Linked DNA regions of Homo sapiens: region 2 is linked to region 1. Evidence: read pairs that join two places in POLR2A ChIA-PET (ENCODE). Cell type or tissue: OCI-LY7. All regions are shown on one strand. Links, peaks and the distances in the headings refer to the core of each region. The heading gives the core; the rest is flanking DNA.

Evidence for each region. ChIA-PET counts read pairs that join two places held together with the same protein. Peaks named below come from ENCODE experiments on the same cell type or tissue, not always from the same donor. Only the 100,000 strongest peaks of a DNase experiment are listed, where the experiment ranks them.
Region 2: POLR2A ChIA-PET joins it to region 1 with 15 read pairs; 5 of 35 experiments call an interaction of 5 or more read pairs at or near these places.

Annotation. Positions count from the first base shown.
Region 1 is chr16:89,514,122-89,527,786 of GRCh38, forward strand. SPG7 (SPG7 matrix AAA peptidase subunit, paraplegin) reads left to right here. Exons shown (of 17, transcript NM_003119.4): 4 at 9,885-10,126; 5 at 12,208-12,347. Among named protein-coding and RNA genes, the nearest start is that of SPG7, 13 kb to the left of the region's middle. RefSeq lists enhancers at 5,047-5,547, 5,548-6,048, 7,965-8,522, 11,400-11,509, 11,560-11,669 and 1 more. In OCI-LY7, for the core only: a CTCF peak has its summit at 11,723; a DNase peak (open chromatin) is centred at 11,730; H3K27ac peaks cover 295 bases.
Region 2 is chr16:89,241,063-89,257,102 of GRCh38, forward strand. LOC124903766 reads left to right here and starts at 6,316. Exons shown (of 3, transcript XM_047435040.1): 1 at 6,316-6,400; 2 at 6,535-6,940; 3 at 7,063-7,881. The coding sequence starts at 6,316. The coding sequence ends at 7,597. RefSeq lists silencers at 1-55, 6,094-6,843 and an enhancer at 563-1,079. In OCI-LY7, for the core only: no CTCF peak of the experiment used is centred there; a DNase peak (open chromatin) is centred at 6,469; H3K4me3 peaks cover 635 bases.

The DNA of each region.
Region 1 (13,665 bases), core at 10,591-13,090:
GTTTAGGCGTTTCTGGCTTTAGGCTCATCTTCAGCTTACTGTTGGTTTTACGGTAAGTGTCAATGCTTACAGCCACTCAGAACTATCTTCTAAAAGACTTCTGAATCTTCATACAAAATTGTTCTGAATTGATTTCAGGGCTCTTTCCCTGTATACTTCAACATTTCAATAAAGTGTGTCCTTTGACTTTTTTTTTTTTTTTTTTTTTTTTTTTTTTTTGCCAGAATCTCACTCTGTTGCCCCGGCTGGAGTGCAGTGGTGCGATCTCAGCTCAATGCAACCTCCCCCTCCCGGGTTCAAGCAATTCTCCTGCCTCAGCCTCCGAAGTAGCTGGGATTACAGGTGCTCACCACCACACCCTGCTAATTTTTTGTTTTTTGTTCGTTTGTTTGTTTTTGAGACGGAGTCTCGCTCTGTCGCCCAGGCTGGAGTGCAGTGGCACAATCTCGGCTCACTGCAAGCTCCACTTCCTGGGTTCATGCCATTCTCCTGCCTCAGCCTCCCTAGTAGCTGGGACTACAGGCACCCGCCACCGCACCCGGCTAATTTTTTTGTTTTATTAGAGACTGGGTTTCACCATGTTAGCCAGGATGGTCTCGATCTCCTGACCTTGTGATCTGCTCACCTTGGCCTCCCAAAGTTCTAGGATTACAGGCGTGAGCCACCGCGTCAGGCCCTCTTTTTGTATAGTAGAGATGAGGTTTTGTCTTGTTGGCCAGGCTGGTCTCAAACTCCTGACCTCAGGTGATTCACCCACCTTGGCCTCCCAAAGTGCTGAGATTACAGGTGTGAACCACCGTGCCTGGCCTTGACCTTTTTTTTTTTTTTTTTTTGAGACGGAGTCTCGCTCTGTCGCCTGGGCTGGAGTGCAGTGGTGTGATCTCAGCTCACTGCAAGCTCCGTCTCCCAGGTTCACGCCATTCTCCTGCCTTAGCCTCCCGAGTAGCTGGGACTACAGGTGCCCGCCACCATACCCGGCTCATTTTTTGTATTTTTAGTAGAGACTCGGTTTCACCGTGTTAGCCAGGATGGTCTCAATCTCCTGACCTCGTGATCTGCGTGCCTCAGCCTCCCAAAGTGCTGGGATTACAGGAGTGGGCCACCGCACCCAGCCCTGGACCTTTTTTTTTTTTAACTTTTATTTTGTATTTATTTATTTATTTTTGAAACGGAGTCTCGCTCTGTTGCCCAGACTGGAGTCCAGTGGTGCGATGTCGGCTCAGTGCAACCCCTGCCTCCTGAGTTCAAGCGATTCTCCTGCCTCAGCCTCCTGAGTAGCTGGGATTACAGGCATGCACCACCATGCCCAGCTAATTTTTGTATTTTCAGTAGATACAGGGTTTTGCCATGTTGGCCAGACTGGTCTTGAACTCCTGACCTCGTGATCTCCCCACTTCGGCCTCCCAAAGTGCTGGGATTACAGGTGTGAGCCACCACGCCCGGCTGACCTTTTTATAAAAAAAAATTTGCTGGGTAGGTGCGGTGGCTCACACCTGTAATCTGAGCACTTTGGGAGGCCAAGGTGGGATGATCACTTGAGCCCAGGAGTTTAAGACCCTCATTTCTATTATTATTATTACTATTATTATTATTATTTTTTTTTTTGAGATGGGGTCTCGCTCTGTCGCCAGGCTAGAGTGCAATGGCACGATCTCGGCTCACTGCAACCTCTGCTTCCTGGGTTCAGGCGATTCTCCTGCCTCAGCCTCTCGAGTAGCTGGGACTACAGGCGTGCGCCACCACGCCCAGCTAATTTTTTGTATTTTTAGCAGAGACAGGGTTTCACCATGTTGGCAAGGATGGTCTCAAACTCCCGATGTCAGGCGATCTGCCCATCTTGGCCTTCCAAAGTGCTGGGATTACAGGTGTGAGCCACCGTGCCCAGCCTGGAGTTTCACTCTTGTTTCCCAGGCTAGAGTGCAATGGCGTAATTTCAGATCACTGGAACCTCTGCCTCCTGGGTTCCAGTGATTCTCCTGCCTCAACCTCACGAATAGCTGGGATCACAGGCATGCAACACCAAGCCCAGCTAATTTTTGTAGTTTTGGTAGAGACCTGGTTTGGCCACGTTGGTCAGGCTAGTCTCAAACTTCTCACCTCAGGTGATCCACTCGCCTTGGTCTCCGAAAGTGCTGGGATTACAGGTGTGAGCCACCACGCCCGGCCGTTCGTTTTTTTAATAAAAGAAGAAAGTTAGATCACTTGGGGCCAGGAGTTCGAGACCAGCCTGGCTAACATGGTGAAACCCCTTGTCTACTAAAAATACCAAAAAAAAAAAAAATTAGCCAGGTGTGGTGTACGTGCTTGTAATCCCAGCTACTCCGGAGTCTGAGGCGTGAGCATCGTTTGAACCTGGTAGGCAGAGGTTGCAGGGAGCTGAGATTGTGCCATTGCACTTCAGCCTGGATAATAGAGTGAGACCTTTCTGTCTCAAACATAAAAAATTAAGAAAGAAAAGGCCGGGCGTGGTGGCTCATGCCTGTCATCCCAGCACTTTGGGAGGCCAAGGCGAGCAGATCACAAGGTCAGGAGATCGAGACCATTTTAGCTAACACGGTGAAACCCTGTCTCTACTAAAAATACAAAAAAAAAAAAAAATTAGGCGTGGTGGTGGGCACCTGTAACCCCAGCTAGTCGGGAGGCTGAGGCAGGAGAATGGCGTGAACCCAAGAGGCGAAGCTTGCAGTGAGCCGAGATCGCGCCACTGCACTCCAGCCTGGGCGACACAGCAAGACTCTGTCTCAAAAAAAAAAATTAAGAAAGAAAAAAGCGACGGCGAGACTCTTGTCTCAAAAAAAAAGAAAAAAGAAAAAAGTCGTAAGAGAAAATATATTTCCTATTTATGCAGTGGAAGCGGATCACCATAAAGAGCTTCATCCTCATGGCCTTCACCTTGAGTGGGCTGAGGAGGAGGACGAGGGGCTGGTCTTGTTGTCTTGGGTAGCAGGGGTGGAAGAAAATCCACGTGTCCGTGATCATACATAGCTCACTCCTGTGTTGCTGAAGGGTCACCTGTCATAGAAGAGGGAAGAATTGTGTGGCCTGTGCGGATTCTGCATTCAGCCTTGTGTGTTGTGTTACGGTTAACCAGGGACGTGTGCCCCACTAATAACTCTGATTCCTGGAAGGAATGGCATGGCAGCCTCCGTTGTCATGGTTCCTGGAGGGAATGGCATGGCAGCCTCCGTTGTCATGGTTCCTGGAAGGAATGGCATGGCAGCCTCCGTTGTCATGGTTCCTGGAAGGAATGGCATGGCAGCCTCCGTTGCCATGGCAAGGCAAAGCCATGGCAGCTTCCTGGTTATCACTCCTGGCATGTGGTAGGTGCTTGTCCAGTGAAATCCTAGTCGTTGCTGCATTGGCAGGTGCCCTGGCGTGAGGAAGGGCAGGCAGTCACCATGCCCTTTGCTCTCCTGGGCCCTGCATCTGCTTATGGATGAGGCTGCGTGTAGCTGACATGCGTGTCTCTCCTGCATCTGAGTAATTGTCGTCGTCTTTTTTTTTTTTTTTTTTTTGAGATGGAGCTTCGCTCTTGTTGCCGAAGTTGGAGTGCAATGCCACGATCTCGGCTCATTGCAAACTCCACCTCGTGGGTTCAAGCAGTTCTCCTGCCTCAGCCTCCCGAGTAACTGGGACTAAAGGTGCCCGCAACCATGCCCGGCTAATTTTTTGTGTTTTTAGTAGAGACGGAGTTTCACCATGTGAGCTAGGATGATCTCGATCTCCTGACGTTGTGGTCTGCCCACCTCGGCCTCCCAAAGTGCTGGGATTATAGGCGTGAGCCACCACGCCCGGCCAAGTGATTGTTTTATGTTTATTCTGTTTTGGGTTGAACTATAGTTTGCTTGGAGAAAATAATGTCTGTTAAATTTGCGTTAGAGGATAATTGTTTACTGAGCCAAATAATCTTTCTTGTGAGAACCTATTCTGGGTTTCCCCTGGGCCCTCTGCTGTGGTTTCGGCGGGAGTTGGTTTGTGTGGATTTTCAGGACTGCTGACTTGATCAGACAGGCACAACACAGTCCCGGCCCTCAGGCAGGCCTTCTCCCTGGTCTGATGCTGAACTGCATGGCGTCTGTTCAGATGAAGATTCTTTTGCCACCTCCTTAAATGAAAGAACGATACTGAATGTGGCTTAGAAACAGCTTTGCCAGCCGTGCAGAATGATTGTAAGTAGTGGTTGCCCGAAAAGTATTTGCTTGGAATACCACTCACTGATAACACTGGTGAACCTGGAAGGAATTATACGGAGTGAAAAAAGGCACCACTCACTGATAACACGAATGAACCTGGAAGGAATTATACGGAGTGAAAAAAGGCTCCGCTCACTGATAACGCGGGTGAACCTGGAAGGAATTACACGGAGTGAAAAAAGACCCTGCTCACTGGTAAGGCGGGTGAACCCAGAAGGAATTACACAGAGTGGAAAAAAGACTCCGCTCACTGATAACGCGGGTGAACCCAGAAGGAATTACACGGAGTGGAAAAAAGGCCCCGCTCACTGATAACGCGGGTGAACCCAGAAGGAATTATACGGAGTGAAAAAAGGCCGAGCTGAAAGATCACATGCCGTATGATTTTTTTTTTATACAGCATTCTCTAAAGACAAAAATTAAAGAGATGGAACACAGATTCGTGGTTGCTAGGGGTTAAGGATGGGGGAAGGAGACAGCCGGAGGGAGCCTGTGGTTGGATTGCCTCAGCTGCGGTGGGCACACACTGCGCGTGTGTCATGGGATGACCCCGGGGAGCTTGGTGGACCGTCGTGGTGGGAGAGCCTGGCTGTGATACTGTTCATAGTTTTGTGAGATGGAACCCCTGGAAGCAGGGGGACAAGGTATTGCTCTGCGTCATTTATTTTTATTTATTTATTTTTTTTTGAGATGGGGTCTGGCTCTGTCACCCAGGATGGAGTGCAGTGGCTCGATCTCTGCTCACTGCAACCTCCACCTCCCGGGTTCAAGCGATTCTCCTGCCTCAGCCTCCTGAGTAGCTGGGATTACAGGCGCGTGCCACCACACCCAGCTAATTTTGTTTGTTTTTAGTAGAGATGGGGTTTCAGTATGTTGGTCAGGCTGGTCTCGAACTCCTGACCTCATCATCTGCCTGCCTCGGTCCCCACAAAGTGCTGGGATTACAGGTGTGAGCCACTGCGCCCAGCCTGCTCTGTGCCATTTCTTACAACTACATGTGAAGGTACAGTTACTTCACGGTTGCTAACTAGAACTAGAAAACTAGAAAAAAAGCAGTTGCTAACATTTTTTTTTTCTTTTTTTGAGACGGAATTTCGCTCTTGTTGCCCAGCCTGGAGTGCAGTGGCGCGATCTCAGCTCACCGCAACCTCCGCCTCCCGGGTTCAAGCCATTCTGTTGCCTTAGCTTCCCGAGTAGCTGGGATTACAGGCATGCGTCACCACACCTGGCTGATTTTTTGTATTTTTAGTAAAGATGGGGTTTCTGCATGTTGGTCAGGCTTGTCTCAGACTCCCGACCTCAGGTGATGCACCCGCCTCAGCCTCCCGAAGTGCTGGGATGACAGGCGTGAGCCACCGCGCCCGGCAGCAGTTGCTAACATTTTCACACAGCTTCTTGTGGAGAAGGCCCCTTTCCACTGTGAAGTGTGAATGCGTCAAGGTGGAGCCCCTGCCCCGGAGGCCTCTCCTCTGTCAGGGTCAGCTGTGGCGCTCGGGGCTGCTGTCTTCAGGGGCGGTTTCCAAGTGGGATGAGCCTGATGTGGCCCCTGTGGCTGCTTCCTTGAGACTCAGTGGTATCAGCCGTTTGTTTTTAGATGACTGATTGAAGTGAGTTATGTGATCATAATATCTAATTGTCAACAATTGACTTTTTTTCCTCGAAGAGGGATTTTGGCAACAAAACTTGCCAGTGGTCCTGCAGGCTGCCGTCCACGAGGTGTGCATATGAGGCTCAGGAGGCATGTGCGTTTCCTGAGCGCCTTGGCGGACAGCCTCAGGAACACAGGCAGCAGGTGCTGAGGTCACACCCCAGTTCTGTGTGAGCTGGCGGCTCGTCTCAGCATCCTGAATAACCGTCCTGGAAGCACACAGGAGGAAGGTACCTGCAGCCCTGGGTGCGCAGGCACAAATGACCACAACACTGAAGGCGTGGCGGGAAGAGGTGCATCGGGCAGCGCAGTGGAAGGGACGCGCTGGGCGTTTGGGTTGAACAGAAGTTAAGGACTTCATGGGAAGGAGATGGGGGGTCTTGCAGGCAGAGGAAGTTCCTTTTATACCTAGAGTGCTTTTGTTTGTTTGTTTGTTTGTTTGTTTGTTTTGAGATGGAGTTTCACTCTTCGTTGCCCAGGCAGGAGTGAAGTGGCGCGATCTCAGCCCACTGCAACCTCCGCCCGCCATGTTTAAGCGATTCTCCTGCGTTAGCCTCCCTAGTAGCTGGGCTTACAGGCGCGTGGTACCACGCCCAGCTAATTTTTGTATTTTTAGTAGAGACAGGGTTTCACCATGTTGGCCAGGCTGGTGTTGAACTCCTGACCTCAGGTGATCCACTCACCTCAGCCTCCCAAAGTGCCTGGATGACAGTCGTAAGCCACTGCGCCCAGCCCCAGCTACGTTGTGTTTTTTTTTTCCCCCTGTAGAGATGGGTTTTCGCTATGTTGCCCAGGCTGGTTTCTAACTCCTGGACTCAAGTGATCCACCTGTCTCGACTCCCAAAGTGCTGGGATGACAGGTGTGAGCCATTGCGTCCGGCTGGAATTTCTTATGGTTCGTTTCCTTAGGTTAAAGTTTCAGAAGTAGGATTTTTGAATTAAAGAAACTAAATACTGTCTATGGCGCTTGATACATCTTGCCAGGCAGTTATCAGACAGGGTTGTACTGGTTTGCGCCACCCCAGAACGTGTGCAAGGCCTGTTTGTGGACCCTCCTTGGCCTGGCTCTCTAGGTCATCCACCTGCGTGTGCTCACAGAGCATATGGATTTTTCCCTGCGGTGCCTTCACTTGTGGCTGGAAGAGCCTTCTCTGTGATCCTGTGTCCTGGGTGCTCTGTTGGCCTCCTTCTTGCCACCGAGGAAGACACGGAGGCTAGAGAGGGCTCACTGAACAGTGAAATGATTGGAACCTAAGGAGCTTCAGCAGAAGGTGTCATGATGGGGCTAGGCTCTCCCGAGGGCTGTGTGGCCTCAGCGTCTTGTTGGGCAGATCCTGCTCCCTGACACAGCGGGGCTAAGAGCCAGCCTGTGTCACACACCTGTGAATTAACATGCCTGGCTGACCCTCACTGGAGAAGGGCTACACGTTTGTGACGAAAGCAGAAGAGGTGTTTATTGTAGACCAAATCCAAGCTGTCATTTTACTTTTATTAGAAATTATTTGGGATTTGGCTCATGCCTATAATCCCAGCACTTTGGGAGGCTGAGGTGGGAGAATCACCTGAGCTCAGTCGTTTGAGACTGCCTTGGCAACATAGTGAGACCTCATCTTCTACTCAAATTTAAAAAATTAGCCGGGCGCAGTGGCGTGCACCTGTACTCCCAGCTACTCAGGAGGCTCAGTTGGGAGGATCACTTGAGCCCAGGAGGTGGAGGCTGCAGTGAGCCCAGATATGCTCATGAAGCACTGTGGGTTTCTCCTGCAGTGCACCACCGCACTCCAGCCTGGGTGACGGAGAGAGACCCCATCTCAACAAAAATAAAAAAGAAAAGAAAATGGGACACTGTTGATACAGTCACAGAGCTGAAGGAGCAGCATGGGTCGTGATTCTGGATCGTCCCTCCAGGGCAGCTAGAGTAGCTGCTGGGAAGTATTTCTCTCAGTTTCCCGGGAGCAGTGTGGGTCGTGATTCTGGATTGGCCCTCCAGGGCAGCTAGAGTAGCTGCTGGGAAGTATTTCTCAGTTTCCCAGTGCACCCCATGTTTCTAGTAGAAAACACAATTGGTAATTAAATATTGGAAGTAGTTTCTAACAATTGGATACTCACCTGAGAACATAAATTTGCTCTCTGAAATAAGCGGTGGGCTTTAAATAATTGCCTTTGTGAATATGAAATTTAAGTATTAGATGCACGATTAGGATCGATTGTAACAAAACAGTGATATCTAAAATATACCTTCATGTTTTCAAAGTAATTATTTTGCCACCTTTTTAGTGGGTTTCATTTTGTGTTTTTAAGCCGATTTAAAAATTGTTTGAATTCGTCTAAAATGATTGTTGGAAAGGAAGGTGGTACATGGGACGTGCCCAGGCCAGGCTTTGATCCCAGCATGAAGCCCCCGCAAGACAATGCAGGAGGAGAAGAGCTGTGAATCTCAAGAAGACGTGAGCCTCTCGTCCCGGCTGCTGGGTCCGTGGCGGTTTGTCCGCAGGCGCAGGTGTTCTGGAAATGACGTCGTTACCACCGCTGGGTCTGTGGCGGTTTGTCCGCAGGCGCTGGTGTTCTGGAAATGACGTCGTTCCCGCCGCTGGGTCCGTGGCGCTGTGTCCGCAGGCGCAGGGGCGCAGGTGTTCTGGAGATGATGTCGTTCCCGCTGCTGTGTCCGTGGTGGTTTGTCCGCAGGCGCAGGTGTTCTGCAGATGACGCCCTTCCCAGAACTGGAGGAGAGACTGACCTGCCTAGGGGGTTTGAGGGAAGACTGTGGCTTGGCCTGTGGTGGTCACTGTTGGGAGCCTGTCTGGCTGCAGGACTACTCCCCACCTGGGCCCTGGACTGTGGGAAGTGACCCCTGCGGGCATTTTGCCCAGTGGCCATCCTGGCTGTCCTTTTCCCCACCATGCCCTCCTCAGAGGCGTCTCCCTGGCTTCGCTGCCTGGCGCTGCTTGCCACGCCTCCTTGCAGGCCTCCATGAAGAGTGAGTGAGCGCCCGCTGCTCCAGATCCCCTCTGTGCTGGCCCCAGGCCGGCCTTGAGTCGGTCTCTTGCTGTCTGCAGGGTGCACCTGTCCACCTCCCCTCGAGGTATCCCAATGTCTGGAGAACAGGGGCCGAATGTCTTTTCCATCCTCTGAGAGCTAAGCATAATGCCACCGTGTCTTCAGTAGGGTGTTAATAACTGAGGAAGGTAATTTAGAAGAATTCACCTGGTGCTTCTCATAAAGAGTTGGTCTCTGGGAAAATTCTAGAGTCAAGTGGTCTGGAGTATATGCCTTTAGACTCAACAGTGTATCTCATGATATTTTTAAGTTCTATTTTCAGATGTTGTGATAACCTACAACTTTCTGTTAAATGTTAGTCATTCTGATGAGTAAAAAGTTCAGAATGGTTGTTGGGTAGGGAGAGAGAAGGCACAAGGGTCTTCAGTGGGATTGGGAAGGTATTATTTCTTGAGGCAGGTTGTGGTAAAAGGTATTTGTTTTAATCGTTTTTAATAACTTTTGTGTATGTTTTGATATTTAGTATTTGATCAAACTCCAAGCAACTGGATTCATGGCCATTGTGAGCTTGCACTTTGCAGCAGGAGAGCTGACTGCATCTGTGACGGCTCGGACGGCCTGGGACGGTCGTTTCTTTTCTGAGACAGGGTCGTTCTCTGTCACCCAGGCTGGAGCACAGTGGCGCGATCACGGCTCACTGCAGCTTCAACCTCCCGCCTCAGCCTCCCAAGTAGCTGGGACCACAGGCGTGCACCGTTGTGCCCAGGTCTAAGTGTTTCGATTTAGAAATGGTTTCCTCTTAGGTGGGAACCACTCCTGCTCCTCACTGAAGTGACCTCAGCGAATGAAGTGTGGGTGACCTCGAACAGCACAGCGTTAGTCTTTGTCTCTGATAACGTCAGGGAAGAATTGGAGGAAGTGCAGGATCTTCTGTGCAGGACGCTGCCCCTCCCCGTCCAGCTGAGCTTTCCTGAGGAAGCTCTGGATGTCGCCCGTGTCTGTTGCTCATGTGTTTGTTTCTCCCTTTTGCTTCTCTGCCGGCTCAGAGGAGAGGAGACGCCGTGAGCGGGACGACCAGATGTACCGAGAGCGGCTGCGCACCTTGCTGGTCATCGCGGTTGTCATGAGCCTCCTGAATGCTCTCAGCACCAGCGGAGGCAGCATTTCCTGGAACGACTTTGTCCACGAGATGCTGGCCAAGGGCGAGGTGCAGCGCGTCCAGGTGGTGCCTGAGAGCGACGTGGTGGAAGTCTACCTGCACCCTGGAGCCGTGGTGTTTGGGCGGCCTGTGAGTGAGGGTGCGGGAGGCCTGTGAGTGAGGGTGTGGGCACAGGCTGGCAGCCTGTGAGAGTGAGGCTGTGGGCTCCTGTGAATGAGGGTGTGGGCGCTGGCTGTTGCCATCCTTTTGGATACCTGTGATTGAGGGCATGCTTCTTTCTCATGCAGGGACCTCAGCCCATTGATTTGCATTTATTTGGTTGCCTTTGTTTTTGTTTTTGTTTTTGAGACAGTCTCGCTCTGTTGGCCAGGCTGAAGCGCAGTGATGTGATCTTGGCTCACTGCAACATCTGCCTCCCGAGTTCAAGGGATTCTCCTGGCTCAGCCTCCCGGGTAGCTGGGATTACAGGCGTGCACCACAACGCCTGGCTAATTTTTGTAGTTCTAGTAGAGATGGGGTTTCTCCATGTTGGGCAAGGCTGGTCTCGAACTCCTGACCTCAGGTGATCTGCCCACCTTGACCTCCCAAAGTGCTGGGATTACAGGCGTGAGCCATCGTGCCCAGCCAGATCTGGTAACTTTAGATTCCAAGAGTGCGTCAGAACATGTGCTTGGAGCAATTTAACCCAGGGTAATGTGTGGACCAGTGATTAGGAAAGTGGTCTGGGGTTGGTGTGGCCCACCCCCGGGTCTGGAAATGACCGTGGCCTCCACCAGAGCTTCTGCCCCTTTGCTGGGTTACTCAGGATTCAGAATGCTTTTTCCTTTTCTTTTGCTTTTTTTTTTTTTTTTTGGAGACAGAGTCTCCCTCTGTCTCATCCAGGCTGAGATGCAGGGGTGTGTGTGATGTCGGCTCACTGCAGCCTTGATCTCCTGGGCTCAGGTGATCTACCCACCTCAGCCTCCCCTGTAGCTGGGATGGCAGGCGCGCACCACCACACTTGGCTAATTTTTAAATTTTTTGTTTTTTTGGAGAGATGAGGTCTCACTATATTGCCCAGGCTGGTCTTGAACTCCTGGCCTCAAGTGATCCTTACACCTTGGCCTTCCAAAGTGCCAGATCACAGGCGTCAGCCACCACGCCTGGCGCTGTCTTGCTATTTTTAAAAACAGGAAACCTTGTTCTTAAAATACACCATGGCTAAGTGCAGAAGACGGTGCTCATTCACGTAAATCCTCTGGTGGATGCCTGATTATTTCAGTCTGGAAGGTTATTTTAACCTACAACACTATGCTCAGCTCTAGACGAGTCACCTGATAAAACAGCTGCCTTAAAGAGAAAATGCTCAGAATTCTGTCTTAGCAGTTTGGGGTGTGAGTGAGGGAGCAGCAGGTGCCATCCCCACCCCTCATCCCTGTCCTCTGCTGGAGTTTCCAGTTAACCTCAAAGAGAGTCCCGCAAGTCCGTCTGTGTCCTCCCTTTGGGGTGTTGCCGTCCAGTCATGCTGAAATCTGAGCTAAACATGCGGAGTTTACTTAGGAAAACGCTGCGTTTGGAGAATCGTGTGCCAGGGAGACGGACCTGTTGGTGTCCTGGTGTGAGGGATGAACAGTCTCAGGTTTTGTGGTTAAACATGAACCCTCTGTGGCCGCAGTTTCCTAAAACATCTGTTTTTGGCCGTAGTCTTGATTTTGCCATCCTCAGTCCCGTGCTGCAGCCTCGCCGGCCTCTGGGGGGCTCCTGCTGTGTCTGCAGGTGTAGCTGAGTCTGAGGCACACATCAGACGTGGGGCTGTGAGCTAACTTGCAGACATCCCTCCATTTCTTAGTTTTCCTATGAGTGGAAAATAGAAAGTCTATCTGTTGAAATTTTATTTCTCAAATTGTGGTTGAGGAAACAAATTTTTTAGACTTGGAAGTACAGATGTTCCTTGAATTAGGATATTTTCAGCTTCCCAGGGGCTCACTGGGAGGTAGCCCCATCGTAGGTCAAGGAGCTTAGTGTGCATATTGCTTTTACACCATTGTAAAATGGAAAGACCGTAAGTGGAACCGTCGTACGTTAGGAATCACCTCTAGTTTCTGAATGGTGTCCTCTTCACAATGCTGAGGTTGTCATTACCATGAGTTCCAGGCGGGCTCTCTGTTGACTGTAGGGTTGCTCGTCTGTCCCTGCGTTTCTCATGGTCCCCTCTCCTTTCTGCCCCCCAGCGGCTAGCCTTGATGTACCGAATGCAGGTTGCAAATATTGACAAGTTTGAAGAGAAGCTTCGAGCAGCTGAAGATGAGCTGAATATCGAGGCCAAGGACAGGATCCCAGTTTCCTACAAGCGAACAGGATTCTTTGGAAAGTATGTTGGATGTATTTGTTGATGCTTGAACTAAACCTAACTTGGCTTTGTAATCTGAGAAACAGATTGCAATCAAAAATCTCAAACTGTCTTTGCCTATAGTTAACTAGACTTTTTAGTGGGAGGGTTAAATAAATATAGAAGTGAATGATACAATGCCAGGAGATTTGGAAATATAGTTATCCCTGGGTATCCATGGGGGCTGGTTCTCGGACTTCCCAAGGATACCAGCACCTGAGGATGCCTAAGCCCCTGGTGTAGGATGCTGAAGTCTAAGCCCCTGATGTAGATGCCGAAGTCTCAGCCCCCGACGTAAGATGCCGAAGTCTCAGCCCCCGACGTAGGATGGCGAAGTCTCAGCCCCCGACGTAGGATGCCGAAGTCTCAGCCCCCGACGTAGGATGCCGAAGTCTCAGCCCCCGACGTAGGATGCCGAAGTCTCAGCCCCCGACGTAGGATGGCGAAGTCTCAGCCCCCGACGTAGGATGGCGAAGTCTCAGCCCCCGACGTAGGATGGCGAAGTCTCAGCCCCTGGTGTAAAATGCCGAAATCTTTGTGTGTAACCTAAGAACATTCTCTGATATGCTTTAAATCATCTGTAGGTTGATAATAATACCCAATACCCTGTAAATACTATTTCAATCGTTGTTATACTTTAGGGAATAATGACAAAAATGTGTCTGTGCATGTTGAGTATAGATGCACGTTTTTCCCCAGATACATTCATTCTGTGCTTGGTTAAACCTGCAGAGATGAAACCTGTGGCTGTGGAGGCCAACCGTGTGCAAGTCCGTTGGAGTTTGTTTAGTCACTTTCTTTAGTTGTGTGGCGCTTCTGAATTCACATTCTTGTATAATTTTCACTGACTGTGCTCTTTGATGAAAGCTTCCCAAATGGTCAGAGTGAGTGTGCAGATGCCGGAGATACCTAGTGATCTGGCCAGCCTTGTGACAATAACAACGTTCAGCTTTTTCTATTTTCAGTATATTTTGTTTTCAAAAGTAAGCGATCACTTTCAGTTAGCAAGGCAAGATCAGCCTAGCAGTAAGAAAGAAAGTCAAGGAGGACCGTGATAATGTCCTGGGCTTGCTCTCTTCTACAGACAGGAAAATGGAACGGGAAAAGGGTAGACACAGGAAGGTGAAATTCTCATTTCAGTGTTGAGAGGGAAACAGACCAGGTGGGAGCTGTCAGCACGTATGGACCATGGACCCTGACAGGTTCCTTAGTAGGACAAATGAGGGGCCAGCGGGTACTGAAACAGAGGTTTATTGTTGACTTGTAATCTCTGAAGATGTAGAATGCCAGTGACTGGCAA
Region 2 (16,040 bases), core at 5,206-7,705, 280 kb before region 1:
TCCGGGGGGAAGGGAGGAGAGCGAGGGACTTCCGGGGGGAAGGGAGGAGAGCGAGGGACTTCCGGGGGGAAGGGAGGAGAGCGAGGGACTTCCGGGGGGAAGGGAGGAGAGCGAGGGACTTCCGGGGGGAAGGGAGGAGAGCGAGGGACTTCCGGGGGGAAGGGAGGAGAGCGAGGGACTTCCGGGGGGAAGGGAGGAGAGCGAGGGACTTCCGGGGGTAAGGGACTCGGTGAGGAACTCGGGGGATCGGAGAGGGGCTCGTGTGCTGGGCGACAGTGACACACTCAGCAGCCCGGCGGGAGCCGCGGTCGGTACCGTCTGAAGGGCAGCCGGGGCTGGGGGACCGACAGCTCTCAGGTGTCGGTTTTTCTGTGGCTAGCGGATGTTTGGCACCATTTCACAGGGCACACAGGGCAGACGGGACCTAGATGACGACAGATCTGCGTGTTTGGGCTCTGTTTGAAACAGACCTCAGCCAGAGTCTTGAAGAGCAGAACCCGGAGTGTTGAAGTCACAAGAGATCAACATCCCTACGGTGTGAAATCCTGAAAACGGCAAATCCCAAAGGACGAAACGCCCGAAAATGATGTCATCCTTTAAGTGTTTTCTTCTTTTTTCTTTTCTTTTTCTTTTCTTTTCTTTTTTTTTTTTTTTTTGAGTCAGGATCTCGCTCTGTCGCCCAGGCTGCAGTGCAGTGCCGCTATCGTGGCTCACTGCAGCCTCAGCCTCCTGGGCTCGAGTGGTCCTCCCACCAGAGCCTCCCACACTGCTGGGATTACAGGCACCAACCACCTTGCGCAGCTAGAGAGTAATTTTTAAACTTCTTTAAAAGACAGTTAGACTGGACATGGTGGCTCACGACGGGAATCCCAGCAATTTGGGAGCTCAAGCTGGGGGGATCGCTAGAGTCCAGGAGTTTGAGACCAGCCTGGGAAACAGGGAGACCGTGTCTCTACGAAAAAAAGTTTAAAAAATTAGCCGGATGTGGTGGCTCACGCCTGTGCTTCCAGGTATTCTGGAGGCTGAGGCAGGAGAATGGCGTGAACCCGGGAGGCGGAGCTTGCAGTGAGCTGAGATCGCCCCACTGCACTCCAGCCTGGGTGACAGAGCTAGACTCTGTCTCAAAAAAAAAAAAAAAAAAAATATATATATATATATATACACACACACACACGTATGTGTGTGTGTGTATATATACATATATATTTACTATATATTTATATATGTTATATATATAAATATAGATAGATGATCAGGAAAGACGTGAGAATGTCTTCAGTTGACACCTCAGGCTGAGCATCAGCACAGAGGCAGCCCACAACAACAAAAAACACAACAGTCAACAAAACCAAAACCCAGCAAACCCTGGGGAATGGGGAGAGTCTGACTTTCAGAGTTATATTATTAGATTCAAACGTCTAATTTTTTTTTTTTTGAGACGGAGTCTCGCTCTGTCGCCCAGGCTGGAGTGCAGTGGCGCGATCTCGGCTCCCTGCAAGCTCTGCCTCCCGGGTTCACGCCATTCTCCTGCCTCAGCCTCCCGAGTAGCTGGGACTACAGGCACCCGCCACCACGCCCGGCTAATTTTTTTTGTATTTTTAGAAGAGACGGGGTTTCACCGTGTTAGCCAGGATGGTCTCGATCTCCTGACCTTGTGATCTGCCCACCTTGGCCTCCCAAAGTGCTGGGATTACAGGCGTGAGCCGCTGTGCCCGGCCTCAAACGTCTAATCTTTAACAAAAGTTCCAAGCGGGCCAAGGGCACAGATGCTGCCTGCACCTGCGCAGCCACCCACCGTCGACAGGAGAGCAGAGGCACCAGGCCTGCTCCCACCACAGAGAGAAACGGGCTCCCCAGCCCAGCTCTGGGCTGGTCAGCAACCCCCACTCCCCACCCTGCCTGCTCAAAAGAAAGGGTCCTCGTGCCTCCAGCCCCCTCCACCCTCCCTCCAGGACCTTCCTGACCATGCGCTGGGCCTGTGCAGGTGTTGAGCCACACCCACGCCCTTCCAGGGGGCGGGGTCTCGAAGGGGAGAGCAGGTGCTATAGTCAACAGGAGGGAGGGCTTCTGGCCGAGGTGGCAAGGAGGCTCCAGGAGGAGAAGACAGTGTTGACCTGGGGCGTTGAGGGATGAGGAGTCCTGTAGGCAGCAGTGGAAAGGAAGGTGCTCCAGACAGGGGGCCTCGGGGAACAAGGGGATGCTGGAGTGTCACTGGTGATGAATCTGTTCGGGTCTGCAGCAACCTCAGTTCTTGCCTCCTTAGAAGAAAGAATTCAACCGAGGGGCATAAGGCAGAGGGAGAGACCGAGGCACGCTTCAGAGCAGAAGTGAAGTTTATTAAAAAGCTTTAAAGGAGGAAGGAAAGTACGCCTGGAAGAAGGCTAGGAGGGCACCTTGAAAGACCAGTGTGTGGTTTGACCTTCTGACTTGGGGTTTGATACAGTGACATAATGCGGGGTCTTGTGTTACTTCTCCCCACCCACCCAGCTCCTGAGATCTTAACGGGAAGCTGCTGATCACCAGCTTCAGCTGTTGTCTATCTGTTAGGAGGCTGTCTTTCCCTGGCGCTGGCTGTGACCAATTATTACTTTAGAGACAGTTAACAACTACCTGACCATCACCTCATGGTGGCCAGCACACCTGTTGTGTGTGTGTGGTGGTGGGGAGCCCTCTCCTGCCCTGCTCATACCCCCTAGCTACCCACACTAACATTTCCCCCCGCAGGAGGCCAAGACCCCAGTTCTTGAGGGAAATGGACAAAGGTCAGTCTTCTGTAACTGCTGTCTGCTGACAGAGGGGCAGCGGTGGTGGTTCTGTGAGTATTGGCCTCTTGCTGTCAGGGCACGGTTGGCTCCATGGGTTAGTGAAAGTGGTGGCCAGCCAGGGAGCGGTATCCAGGGAGACGGGCAGGATTGTGCCTCTGTCCTGTCCCCCTGATGGGCAGTCCAGGGGTCCCCTGTAGAAGGGTGGCTCTTGAATATTGAGAGGACCTATCTCTCACTGAGGACCACCTGGAGATTGATGACCTGAAGGCAAGAGGAGACAAATCAGGTTATTAGATTTAGAAGAATGTTTGTCTGGGCACGGTGGCTCATGCCTGTAATTTCAGCGCTTTGAGAGGTCGAGGTGAGCAGATCACCTGAGGGACAGGAGTTCAAGACTAGCCTGGGCAACGTGGTGAAACTCCATCTCTACTAAAAACACAGAAAAAAAATTAGATAGGCCTGATGGCACGTGCCTGTAATCCCAGCTACTTGGGAGGCTGAGGCATGAGAATCTTGAACCTGGGAGGCGAAGGTTGCAGTGAGCTGAGATCAGGCCATTGCACTCCAGCCTGGGCGACAGAGGAGGACTTCTTTAAACAAACAAGGCCGGGCACCGCAGCTCACTCCTCAGCACTTCGGGAGGCCAAGGCAGGCGGATCACGAGGTCAGGAGTTGGAGACCAGCCTGGCCAACATGGTGAAATCCTGTCTCTACTAAAAATGCAAAAATTAACCGGGCGTGGTGGTGCATGCCTGTAATCCAGCTACTCGGGAAGCTGAGGCGGGAGAATTACTTGAACCTGGGAGACAGAGGTTGCAGTGACCCCGCCATTGCACTCCAGCCTGGGCGAGACTCAGTCTCAAAAAAAAAAGATTTAGGTAGCTTCGCCCGGCTGGCAGACATGTATGGGCACCCGTGAGGGTCGGAGCAAAGGGCCAGATGGGACCACCGCTGGCTTCACCAAAGTGCCACAGGATCCACCTCCTATTCTAAGGGACCCCAGGGATACCCACGTCCTCGGTGGTGTCATAGACACAGCCCACACACCACCCAGCTAAGGGCCATAGCCATGACGCAGGCCTAAGAAATGAACCCCAGCACCTGCGGCCGCACCCTCCCTGTCCTGCCCATTTCAAGAGGGACTTGGGCAGCGGCTGGAGAACTGTGCTCAGTGGCATTTCCCGGCGAGGTGCTTGACCCTTGGCCTCAGCTCTGCGCCTCCCCATGCCCTTTCCAGTTCCTGGCTCTTTTTATCCAGCTTAATCTACTGCTGGGGGCCGTGCTATCCCTGAGTTTTTACTTTAAAATCTAACGTTTTGAACATATGTGTGTATGTATCTTTATAATAGGATGATTTACATTCCTTTGGGTATATACCCAGTAATGGGATTGCTGGGTCAGATGGCACTTCTGATTCTAAATCTTTAAGTAATCGCCACACTGTCTGCCACTATGGTTGAACTAATTTACACTCCCACCAACAGTGTAAAAGTGTTCCTTTTTCTCCACAACCTTGCCAGCCTATGTTGTTACTTTGCTTCTTTTTTTTTTTTCTTTTGTTTTGAGACAGTCTCACTCTGTCGCCAGGCTGGAGTGCAGTGATGCGATCTCGGCTCACTGCAACCTCTGCTTCCCGGGTTCAAGCGATTCTCCCGCCTCAGCCTCCCAAGGAGCTGGGATTACTGGCATGCGCCACCATGCCCGGCTAATTTTTTTGTGTTTTTGATAGAGACGGGGTTTCACCATGTTGGCCAGGTTGGTCTTGAGCCCCTGACCTCAAGTGATCTGCCCTCTTCTGCCTCCCAAAGTGCTGGGATTACAGGCGTGAGCCACTGCGCCCAGCCCATCTGTTGTTTCTTGACTTTTTTTTTTTTTTTTTTGAGACGGAGTCTTGGCTCTGTCGCCCAGGCTGGAGTGCATGATGCCATCTTGGATCACTGCAGCCTCAGCCTCCCAGGTTCAAGCAATTCTACTGCTTCAGTGGGGTCCCGAGTAGCTGGAATTTCAGGCACCTGCCACCACGCCCGGCTAACTTTTGTATTTTTAGTAGAGATGGGGTTTCGCCATGTTGGCCAGGCTGGTCTCAAACTCCTGACCTCAGGTGATCCACCCGCCTTGGCTTCCCAAAGTGCTAGGATTACAGGCATGAGCCACCATGCCTGGCCTGTTTCTTGGCATTTGAAAAATTGCCATTCTGACTGGCGTGAGATGGTATCTCACTGTGGATTTGATTTGCATTTCTCTAATGATCAGTGATGTTGAACTTTTTTTCATAGGTTTATTGGCTGCATGTATGTCTTCTTTTGAGGAGTGTCTGTTCACGTCCTTTGCCCACTTAAAAAATTTTTTTTTGTAAATTTGTAAGTTCCTTGTAGATTCTGGATATTAGACCTTTTTCAGATGTATAGACTGCACAAATTTTCTCCCATTCTGTAGGTCTCTGGTTAGCTCTGATGATAGTTTCTTTTGCTGTGCAAAAGTTTAATTAGATCTTTAGTTTAATGAGATCCTATTGGTCATTTTTTGCTTTTGTTGCAATTGCTTTTTGTGATTTGATCATTGCAGCACTATTCACAATAGCAAAGACATGGAATTGACCCCAGGGTCCATCATGATAGACTGGATAAAGAAAATGTGTTACATGTACATATACACCATGGAATACTATGCAGCCATAAAAAAGAAGCGAGATCATGTCCTTTGCAGGCACATGGGTGGAGCTGCAAGCCATTATCCTCAGCAAACTAACGCAGGAACAGGAAAGTAAACACGGCATGTTCTCACTTATAAGTGGGAGCTGAACAACATGAGCACATGGACACAGGGAGGGGAACAAAGCACACTCGGGCCTGTTGGGGGAGGGCGGGGGCAGGAGGGCATTAAGAAAAATAGCTAATGCATGTCCGGCTTCATACCTACGTGACGGGTTGATAGGTGCAGCAAACCACCATGGCACACGTTTACCTATGCAACAAGCCTGCACATCCTGCACGTGTACCCCAGATATTAAAAAAAATAAATACATCCGACGTTTCGTGAAAGCTGACTGGGCATTAGTGGATCCAAGCACCAAACAGGACGGCAGGTGGAGACGTGGGACAGAGGCGGGTGGAGAGAGAAGCCGGCGGGATCCAAGGCCCCAGGGCAGGCCCTGGCAGCGATGTGGCAGCCCCTCTGCAGTTTCCACGCTGGTAGTCGTGAAGTAAATTCTAGGCCCTGCTCCCCAACCGGCGCGGGCCGCCCTCGCCTTCAGCTCCAATGCTGCTGCGCCCCAGGCCGCCCCGCTCCTGGCAGGCCCCAGCCTCTGACTCAGCCCCCCGCCTAGCCCCTGAGAGCAGCCTCTCCGCGGGACTGGCCTGTGCGCGCGCGTCTGCGGCACCGTCGGACCAGGGGCCGCCCCCGAGCGGGGAGCCCAGGAGGACGGCCAGGTGGCCTGAGGCAGAGGCGCCAGGGAGGATGGAGAAGGGACACCCAGGGCCTAGGCGGGGTGGGGGCAGGGAGGGCGGCGGGACAGCAAGGAAGTGGGTGCACCTGGGTGACCCAGCTGCGCATGAGCGGGCAGGGGCTCGGGGCGCGCGGACTCCAGGCGCTGGACTGCGGCGTGGAGCAGCGCTGGGGAAACCGCGCCGGGTTCAGCGAGGATTGCTGGGCGGGGCGCGCGAGGAGCGAAGCTGGCCGGGGGCGGGGCCTGAGTCGTGTCGGGGCGGGGCCTAGACCCGGGCTGGCCGTGGTGGGCGGGGCCTGAGTCGTGAAGGGGCGGGCCTTGCAGGGGCGGGGCCTCGAGGGGCGGAGCTTGCGGTGACCAGCGAGGGGGCGGGGCTTAGAGCCACTAAGAAGCGGGACCCAGTGAGGGCTAAACGTGGGGCGCCGGGGGCGTGGCGCGGGGCGCAGGTGCACGCAGGTTGGCCGCGGGCGCGCGGGGTCCGGCGGGAGTCCCGGGGTGGTCCCCGCGTGGGGCCGGGGGCGTCCGCGCGGGCGGGGCGAGGTCGGGGAGGGCAGCTGCCCGCCCTCCTCGGCACTGGGAGCTTTCGGCTGGTACTGCGGGAGGAGCTCCCGGGTGACCCGCGGGTTCTGAAACCGCCGCTCGGGAGCTCGGGGCCTGCGCGGCGTCTACGGGGCGAGCGAGGGAGAACTGACGCCTTTCGCTCGGATCCTTCTCCCCTTCCGAGAACCAGGTAGGTCGCGTTTATTTTCAAGTCCGACTGTTTTCGCGGTAACATTTGTGAGAAACATCACGGTGGATCCTGTGGGTCGCTGAGTTTTCTGACTCCCGGTTTGTCTTATTTTGCTTTGTCAGTGGGCTCTGCGCTCGCGTTAACAATTCGAATGGGCACGTTTCTGAGTTTAAGAACGCTGTTCGCTTCCTCACACTTAGATTGAGGTGGAACTCACGTCACATAAACCGGGTCGCAAGGCTCAGCTCAGCGGGGCCCCCCCACAGTGTTGCGGGACCAGCACCTTCTCGAGCTCCGGAACAGCTTCTACCCGCGCAGAGCCCGGCCCGTCGGCGGCCGCTCTCCGCGCCCCTCCCGGGCCCTGCAGCCCCCGCCCTGCTCCGCGGAGCAGCCTGTTCTGACCTCCGTTCCATGGAGCCCTACGTGCTGTGGCTTCTGTGTTCCGGCGCCTTTCGCTTAGAATCGCGTCTTAAAGGTTCGTCCGCGGTGGAGCGGGGATCAGGCCCGTGTTCCTTTTCAGGAGTGAATAATATTCCCTGGTATGGAGACTGCGCTGAGATAGGACCTGGGCCACCCCCTCTGATTATTTCCCGCCCACCCCTTCACTGGCGCCAGCCCCACGGAGACCTCGCAGGTGCCGTGAGAAAGTGGAGATGAGCAGAGTCTGGACGCATGCGCGGGGCCGGGAGGTGCCGGCCGCAGCCTGCGCCGTCTCCTAATGCGGAAATCTGCACCCAGGGCGGAACTCGCCGGTGTCTTCCGCGCGCGCACTGCACGTGTCGGCATCCTTTCTAGTGCGCCTGCGCAGCCAGCACCGCCTGCACCTGCGCTGACGCTCGCTGACAGCAGTACCCTCCTGGGAAGCCACGCAGGACCCGTCTTCGGGAGCCCGAGAGCCTCCTTCCCGGGCGCCAGTCTTAATAAACTTTGTATGTGTGTGATGGAGCCTCGCTCTTTTGCCCAGGCTCACTGCAAACTCCGCCTCTCGGGTTCAGGCAATTCTCCCGCCTCAGCCTCCCTAGTAGCCGGGACTACAGGTGCCCGCCACCACATCCTGCAAATTTTTTTTTTTTTTTTTTTTGGTAGAGATGGGGTTTCACCATGTTGCCCAAGCTGGTCTCGAACTCCTGACCTCAGGTGATCCGCCCGCGTTGGCCTCCCAAAGTGCTGGGATTACAGGCATGAGCACCACGCCGGCCTTAATAGACGTTATCTGGGAGAAGTTTGTCGGGCCTCTTGTCGGTTTCTGTTGCTTGGCAAGGTAAGAACCTGCAGCAGTAACAGCATGGAGACTGATTTCGCTTGTCCCTTTCTCTCTGGATGGACGCGTGGGTGGTTTCCACTCTGCCTTCTCTGAGGGTGCCACGAGGAACATTGAGTTCCTATTTTCAGTTCTTTAGGGTATAAACCTACGGTTCAAATCAGGAGGTCCTATGGTAATTCTGTGTTTAAATCTTTGTACCCTTTACTTTTTCTTTTAAAGTACTTTTAAATTTTAATATTTTAAATGATGGAAAAATATACATAACATAAAACCTACCATTTAAACCATTTTTAGCTGAACAATTCAGTGGCATTGAACTTACGTAACCATCATGGTGGTCTATTTCCAAATTTTTTCTTCCCAAAAAGAAAGCACGAGGCCGGGCGCGGTGGCTCACTCCTGTAATCCCAGCACTTTGGAAGGCCGAGGTGGGCGGATCACGAGGTCAGGAGATCGAGACCATCCTGGCTAACATGGTGAAACCCCATCTCTACTAAAAATACAAAAAATTAGCCGCGTGTGGTGGTGGGCGCCTGTAGTCCCAGCTACTCGGTAGGCTGAGGCAGGAGAATGGTGTGAACCAGGGAGGCGGAGCTTGCAGTGAGCCAAGATCACGTCACTGCGCTCCAGTCTGGGAAACAGAGCAAGACTCTGTCTCAAAAAAAAAAAAAAAAAAAAAAAAAGCATGCATTTAAGCAGTAACTCCCCATTCCCCCCATGCACCCACTCCTGGTTAACCTCTCTTCTCTCTGTCTCTGAACTTGCCTCCTGTGAAGACCTTGTGTAAGTGGAATATTGCAATATTTGTCCTTCGCCTAGCCTCATGTTCTCAAGGTTCATTCATCTGTGTTGCAGCCTCTTTCCATAATTGGTTCCATTTTATGAATATTGAAACTGGCCCAATTGTCCCATAGAAGTGATGTTTATGGTTTCTTTTAAATAAACCTAGAAATTGGCCCTCTGAATCTTAGAACTTGAGAAAGTTACATTTGTCCTATCTGAGTTCCTTTCTCAGGAAACCAACCACTGGGCCTCCAGATCGCACCAAGAAGCTGAAATCCACCAGATCACAGCATCTGGACAATGAGATGAGAGACACCTCACCCTTCATGATTGCCCAGCTGGCCACCTGCTCCCATTGACCAGCTCTTCCTTACCCTCCCTAATTCCCATTTTCTCACACACAGATGCATTTCTTCCCTGCTAAAAACCCCTAATTTTAGGTGGTTGAGGTCATGGGGTGACTCTGAGTAACAGTCAGAGGAACCTCCAAATGGGTTTCCGAGGTGGCTGCTCTTTACATTCCCATGAGCAGTACAGGGGGCGCGGTTTCCCCACAGCCTTGCCGTCGCTTACCTCTCATTTTCAGTGATTTTATTTGAGAAACATACATTCACCCGTCCAAACCCAAGGAATAGACTCGGAGACTTGAGGAACAGGCGGAGCTCGCAGTGAGCCGAGATCGCACCTCTGCACTCCAGGAGGCTGAGGCAGGAGAATGGCGTGAACCCGGGAGGCGGAGCTTGCAGTGAGTCAAGATCCCACCTCTGCACTCCAGCCTGAGCAACAGAGCGAGACTCCGTCTCAAAAAAAAAAAAAAAAAAAAAAGGACCATTTAAAATGTTTTCTTACATTTTATTGTAGTAAAATACATGTAACATAAAACTTATTATGTAAGCGATTTTAAGTGTGCAGTTCAGTGGTATTAAATACATAATATGTCATCTTGTGCAACTATCAACCCCGTCTCCTTTTTTCCTTTTTTGTTTTTTGAGATGGAGTCTCACTGTATCGCCCAGGCTGGAGTGCAAGGGCACGATCTCAGCTCACTGCAACCTCCATTTCCCGGATTCAAGCGATTCTCCTGCCTCAGCCTCCCTAGTAGCTGGGATTACAGGCACATGCCACCACGCCTGGCTAATTTTTGTATTTTTAGTAGAGATGGGGTTTCACCATGTTGGCCAGGCTGGTCTTGAACTCTTGACCTCAAGTGATCCTATTATGAACATGAGTATAGAAACATCTCTTAGACCCTGCTTTGAGTTCTTTTCAGTTTGTATATGAAATTGCTGGATCATGTAGTAGTTCCATTTTTAATTTGGAATCACCACGGGGTTTTGGACAGCAGCTGCACCATTTTACATCCCACCCGCAGCATCTGTACATCCTCACAAAGGTTGTTACTCTCTGCGCTCTCCATGCTATTCCACTGGTCTATATGTCTCTAAATGTCTGTTTTTCTTTTTTCTTTTTGAGATGGAGTCTCGCTCTGACTCCCAAGTTGGAGTGCAGTGGCACAATCTCAGCTCACTGCAACCTCTGCCTCCTGGGTTCAAGTGACTCTCCTGCGTCAGCCTCCTGAGTAGCTGGGATTACAGGCTCCCACCACCACACGCAGCTAATTTTTGTATTTTTAGTAGAGACGGGGTTTCACCATGTCGGCCAGGATGCTCTCAATCTCTTGACCTCGTGATCTGCCTGCCTCAGCCACCCAAAGTGTTGGGATTACAGGCGTGAGCCACCGCGCCTGGCCACCGCCCGATTTTTTTTCTATTGATTTCCTGTTTTCAATTTCATTGATTTCTCTTCTAATTTTCATTTAGTTATTTATCTTTTCTTCTTCCTGCTTTCATTGGGTTAATTTGCTCTTCTTCTTGCTTCCCAAGGTGAAAGTTTGGATGACTGATTGTAGATCTCGCCTCTTCTCTAATACATACATTCCGTGCTATCAGTTGGCCACTATGCATTGCTTTTGCTGCATCCCACGAGTTTTGATAAGTTGTGTTTTATTTTCATTTAAAATATATATATATATATATATATATTTATTATTTTGAGATGGAGTCTCGCTCTGTCACCCAGGCTGGAGTGCAGTGGTGTGTTCTCAGCTCACTGCAAGCTCTGCCTCCTGGGTTCATGCCATTCTTCTGCCTCAGCCTCCCGAATAGCTGGGACTGCAGGCGCCCACCACCACGCCTGGCTAATATTTTTTGTATTTTTAGTACAGATGGGGTTTCACCGTGTTAGCCAGGATGGTCTCGATCTCCTGACCTCGTGATCCACCCACCTCGGCCTCCCAAAGGGCTGGGATTACAGGCGTGAGCCACCGCGCCCAGCCAGAAATATATATATATATTTATATACATACATACATACACACACACACACACATTTTTTTTTTTTTTTTGAGACACAGTTTTGCTCTTGTTGCCCAGGCTGGAATGCAAGGGCATGATCTTGGCTCACTGCAACCTCCACCTCCTGGGTTCAAGTGATTCGCCTTCCTCAGCCTCCCAAGTAGCTGGGATTACAGGCATGCGCCACCACGCCCAGCTAATTTTTTGTATTTTTAGTAGAGACGGGGTTTCACCATGTTGGTCAGGCTTGTCGCGAACTCCCAACCTCAGGTGATCCGCCGGCCTCTACCTCCCAGTGCTGGGATTACAGGCGTGAGCCACTGCACCCGGCCTCATTTAAAATATTTTTAAAGTTCTCTTGAGATTTCTTATTTGACCCATGTGTTATTTAGAGGTGTGTTATTCAATCTCTAAGTATTCTGGCATTCTCCAGCTATCTTTCTCTTATTGATTGCTAGTGTAATTCCGTTGTGGTCTGAGAATGGACATTGCATGATTTCTATTGTTTTAAATTTGTTAAGGTGCGTTTTTACAGCCCAGAATGTGGCCTATGTGGGTGACTGTTCCAGGTGGGCTTAAGAAGAACAGGTATTCTGTCATTGGATGAAGCGGTCTGTAGGTGTCCATTATATCCAGTTGATGGATGGTCCTGTTGAGTTCAACATGTTCTTACTGAATTTCTGCCTGTTGGATCCACCCATTTTTGATAGAGGGGCACAGACGCCAACTATAACAGTGAATTCATCTGTTTCTCCCCATAGCTCTCTCTCTAAACAAGTTCTTCTAACACGTCATGCAACACAGGCCTACTGGTAACAAATTTCTTAAATTTATGTCTGAGAAAGTCTTTATTTGTCCTTTAGTTTTGACAGATAATTTTTCAGGGTATAGATTCCTGGGCTGGTGGTTATCTTGTCCAAGCACTTTAAATATTTCCCTCATTTCGGCCAGGCGAGGTGGCTCACGCCTGTGATCCCAGCACTTTGGGAGGCTGAGGCGGGTGGGTCACGAGGTCAGGAGATTGAGGTGAAACCCCGTCTCTACTAAAAATACAAAAAATTAGCTGGGCGTGGTGGGGGGCGCCTGTATTCCCAGCTACTCGGGAGGCTGAGGCAGGAGAATGGCGTGAACCCAGGAGGCGGAGCTTGCAGTGAGCTGAGATTGCACCACTGCACTCCAGCCTGGGCAACAGAGTGAGACTCCATCTCTCAAAAAAAAAAAAAAAAAAAGCTGTTGTAAACAGGTCTTTAATAAGGAGGTGGCGAGGCTGGGTGCAGTGGCTCATGCCTGTAATCTCAGCACTTTGGGAGGCCGAAGTGGGAGGATCATTAGAGCCCAGGATTTTGAGTTTGAGACCAGACTGGGCAACATAGCAAGACCCTGTCTCTAGAAAAAAATCAGCTGGACCGGGTGTGATGGCTCACACCTGTAAATTCCTAGCATTCTGGGGGGCCGATTGCTTGAGCCCAGGGGTTCATGACTAGCCCGTCTTAAATAGTGAGACCCCATCTCTACAAAAAATAACAAAATTAGCCAGGCATGGTGGTGTGCACCTCTAGTCCTAGCTACTCAGGAGGCTGAGGCAGGAGGATTGCTTACGCCTAGGAGTTGGTGGTTACGATGAGCCATGATGGAAGCACTGTACTCCAGCCTGGGCAACAGAGCGAGTCCCTGTCTCCCATAATGAGGAAGTGGTGAGGTCTGGGGAGGAGAGGTGTTCTGTAGCCCTGTGATCAGGCCTCCATCTTTGATGAGCCTTTGCCCTTCACAAGCTCTCAGCTGTCCCCCGCCACCACCCTTAGAGGCGGAGAATGGCTACAGTGGACTTTGCTGTATTTCCCTCCCCTAGGTTAGTTAGGCCCTCAAGACCCCAATAGCTTAGACTCTGGTTAAACTGGTTCTCCTGAGGGCGGATTTCTTTTTTCTTTTTTTAAGTTCTGGGACACATGTGCAGAACGTGCAGGTTTGTTACCTAGGTGTACACGTGCCATGCTGGTTTGCTGCCCCTCTCAACCTGTCATCTAGGTTTTAAGCCCCGGACGCATTAGGTGTTTGTTCTCATGCTCGCCCTCCCCTTGCCCCCACCCACCGACAGGCCCCGGTGTGTGATGTTCCCCTCCCTGTGTCCATGTGCTTTCATTGTTCAACTCCCACTTATGAGTGAGAAAATGGGGTGTTTGGTTTCCTGTTCCTGTGTTGGTTTGCTGAGAATGATGGTTTCCAGCTTCATCCCTGTCCCTGCGAAGGACATGAACCCATTCTTTTCCTAAAGAGGGCAGAGCACTCTGGCGTATTTCAAAATGGTCCCTTCTCCCCTGTCTCTGCTAGAGCCCTGAGGGGGTTTTCTCTGATTTTCGCTGTGAGAACCTGGCAGCATTCCAGGAAGTAAAATTCACAAGAGCATGGAGACCTCCTGTGAGTGGGTCTTCCCGGGAGTCCTTAGCTCTCAGACTTGTCCACATGCTACTGAGAAAGCCGGTTGCCCAAAAGATGGGGTCCTTCCCTGTTTGGTGTCACGAAGCCGATACATGAAACCGAAGCCGACTTTATTCAGTGACCACGGACTGAGAAGCAGGAGCTTGGCCCACAGTTCAACTTCTCAACAGGTGAGCGGGCAGGGGCTAAATGTAGGGTTTCTGTACTGAAGGGGCTGGAGGTGAACAGCGAGGGGAAGAATATTCATGTCTTCTGGAAATGGGCGGTGAACTTCCCGCTGTCTTCCTTTCCTTGGCTGCTTTTGTCAGTTGTCGTGGCTCTAACCAGTCTCAACTGTTCGGGTAAAAAGAGGAACTTTTTATCACAGCCGTCCTGTTTCTTTTTTTCTTTTTTTTTTTTTTTTTTGAGACGGAGTCTCGCTCTGTCGCCCAGGCTGGAGCAAAGTGGCGCCATCTCGGCTCACTGCAGGCTCCGTCTCCTGGGTTCACGCCATTCTCCTGCCTCAGCCTCCCGAGTAGCTGGGACTACAGGCGCCCGCCACCACGCCCGGCTAATTTTTTTGCATTTTTAGTAGAGACGGGGTTTCAACGTGTTAGCCAGGATGGTCTCGATCTCCTGACCTCGTGATCCGCCCGCTTCGGCCTCCCAAAGTGCTGGGATTATGGGCATGAGCCACCGCGCCCAGCCGGGTGTCCTGTTTCTTAAACACAGTTGGCAAAGGGTAGAAGTTCAGCAACGCAGGCATCGCACCAGGTCACACACACCCAGCCCCAGCACTTCGTCATCTGGTTCAGGTTTTCCAGCCCTGGATCCTGTGGAGGTGTCAGCCCCAGTCTGCTGAGTCTGTCTCCTGATCTGGGGCAGCGGTTTGCCCTGTGGCCTTTCCTCTCTCACAGACCTAAGAAGGACCGTCGATATTTTCCAGCCTGTTTAGCCTTTTACTTGTTGGGATAGAATATGGCCAGTTCCAAACTTCCTACCTGCTGGAGACCTGGGGTCCACACGTTTCCTTAACACCATCATCTTTCTCCTCTCCTGAAATTCCAAAGACGGGAATGTCAGGCCTTTTGTTGTTCTGCAGCTACCTGAGGGTCTAGTCTTTTTTTTTTTTTTTCTGACATAATAACACTTTATTTGAAAATATGAAACTGGCGGGACAAGAGAAATAAAATTTAAAAAATAAAACAAGTCCAGGCGGGGTGGCTCACGCCTATTATCCCAGCACTTTGGGAGGCTGAGGCGGGCGGATCACCTGAGGTCAGGAGTTCAAGACCATCCTGGCAACGTGGTGAAACCGTGTCTCTACTAAAAATACAAAAATGAGCCAGGCATGGTGGTGGGCGCCTGTAATCCCAGACACTCGGGAGGCTGAGGCTGGAGAGTCACGTGAACCCGGGAGGTGGAGCTTGTAGTGAGCCGAGATTGCACCACTGCACTCCAGCCTGGGCGACAGAGCAAGACTCCATCTCAAAAAACAAACTAACTAGGGCCGGGCGCCATGGCTCTCGCCTGTAATCCCAGCACTTTGGGAGGCTGAGGCAGGCGGATCACAAGGTCAGGAGATCGAGACCATCCTGGCTAACATGGTGAAACCCCGTCTCTACTAAAAATACAAAAATGAGCCAGGCGTGGTGGTGGGCACCTGTAGTCCCAGACACTCGGGAGGCTGAGGCAGGAGCATGGTGTGAACCCGGGAGACGGGGCTTGCAGTGAGCCGAGATGGCGCCACTCCAGCCCGGGCGACAGAGCGAGACTCCGTCTCAAAACAAAACAAAACGAACTAATTAAACAAAACAACAAAAGAAAACCTGGCATCAGTCCTGGTCACTGTGCTCACGCCAGCCTCTCCATCCCGGCTCCTCTTCCAACTCTGCTTCCTGCTTCAGTGACTCGGATGTCGCCCTTCGCCCCATGCCCAGGAAACCGGAGGTGGCAGTGGGGGAAGGGAGGGAGGCGTGGAGAAGATACCCTGTCACCATCTCCATGCCCCTCCCCGGGACCACACAGGTCGCCTGGGCCCTGACCAAATGGTTCGTTGTCCGCCAAGCCAGACAGCAGGGCAGGCGCGCTCTGTGCAAAACCGAGTCGTGTGCGGGCCCAGGGTGGCGCTCGGGGCGCTTCCAGCGCACGTCACCTCATCTGCGTCGTCACCACTGTCGCCTCCGAAAGCGCATTCCGTCGTCAAAATACACCACGAGGTCCCGGGTGCCCTCACCGCCCTCCCCTTCCTCGCCCTCTCGTCGTTGCTGTTGGGACGGGCTCT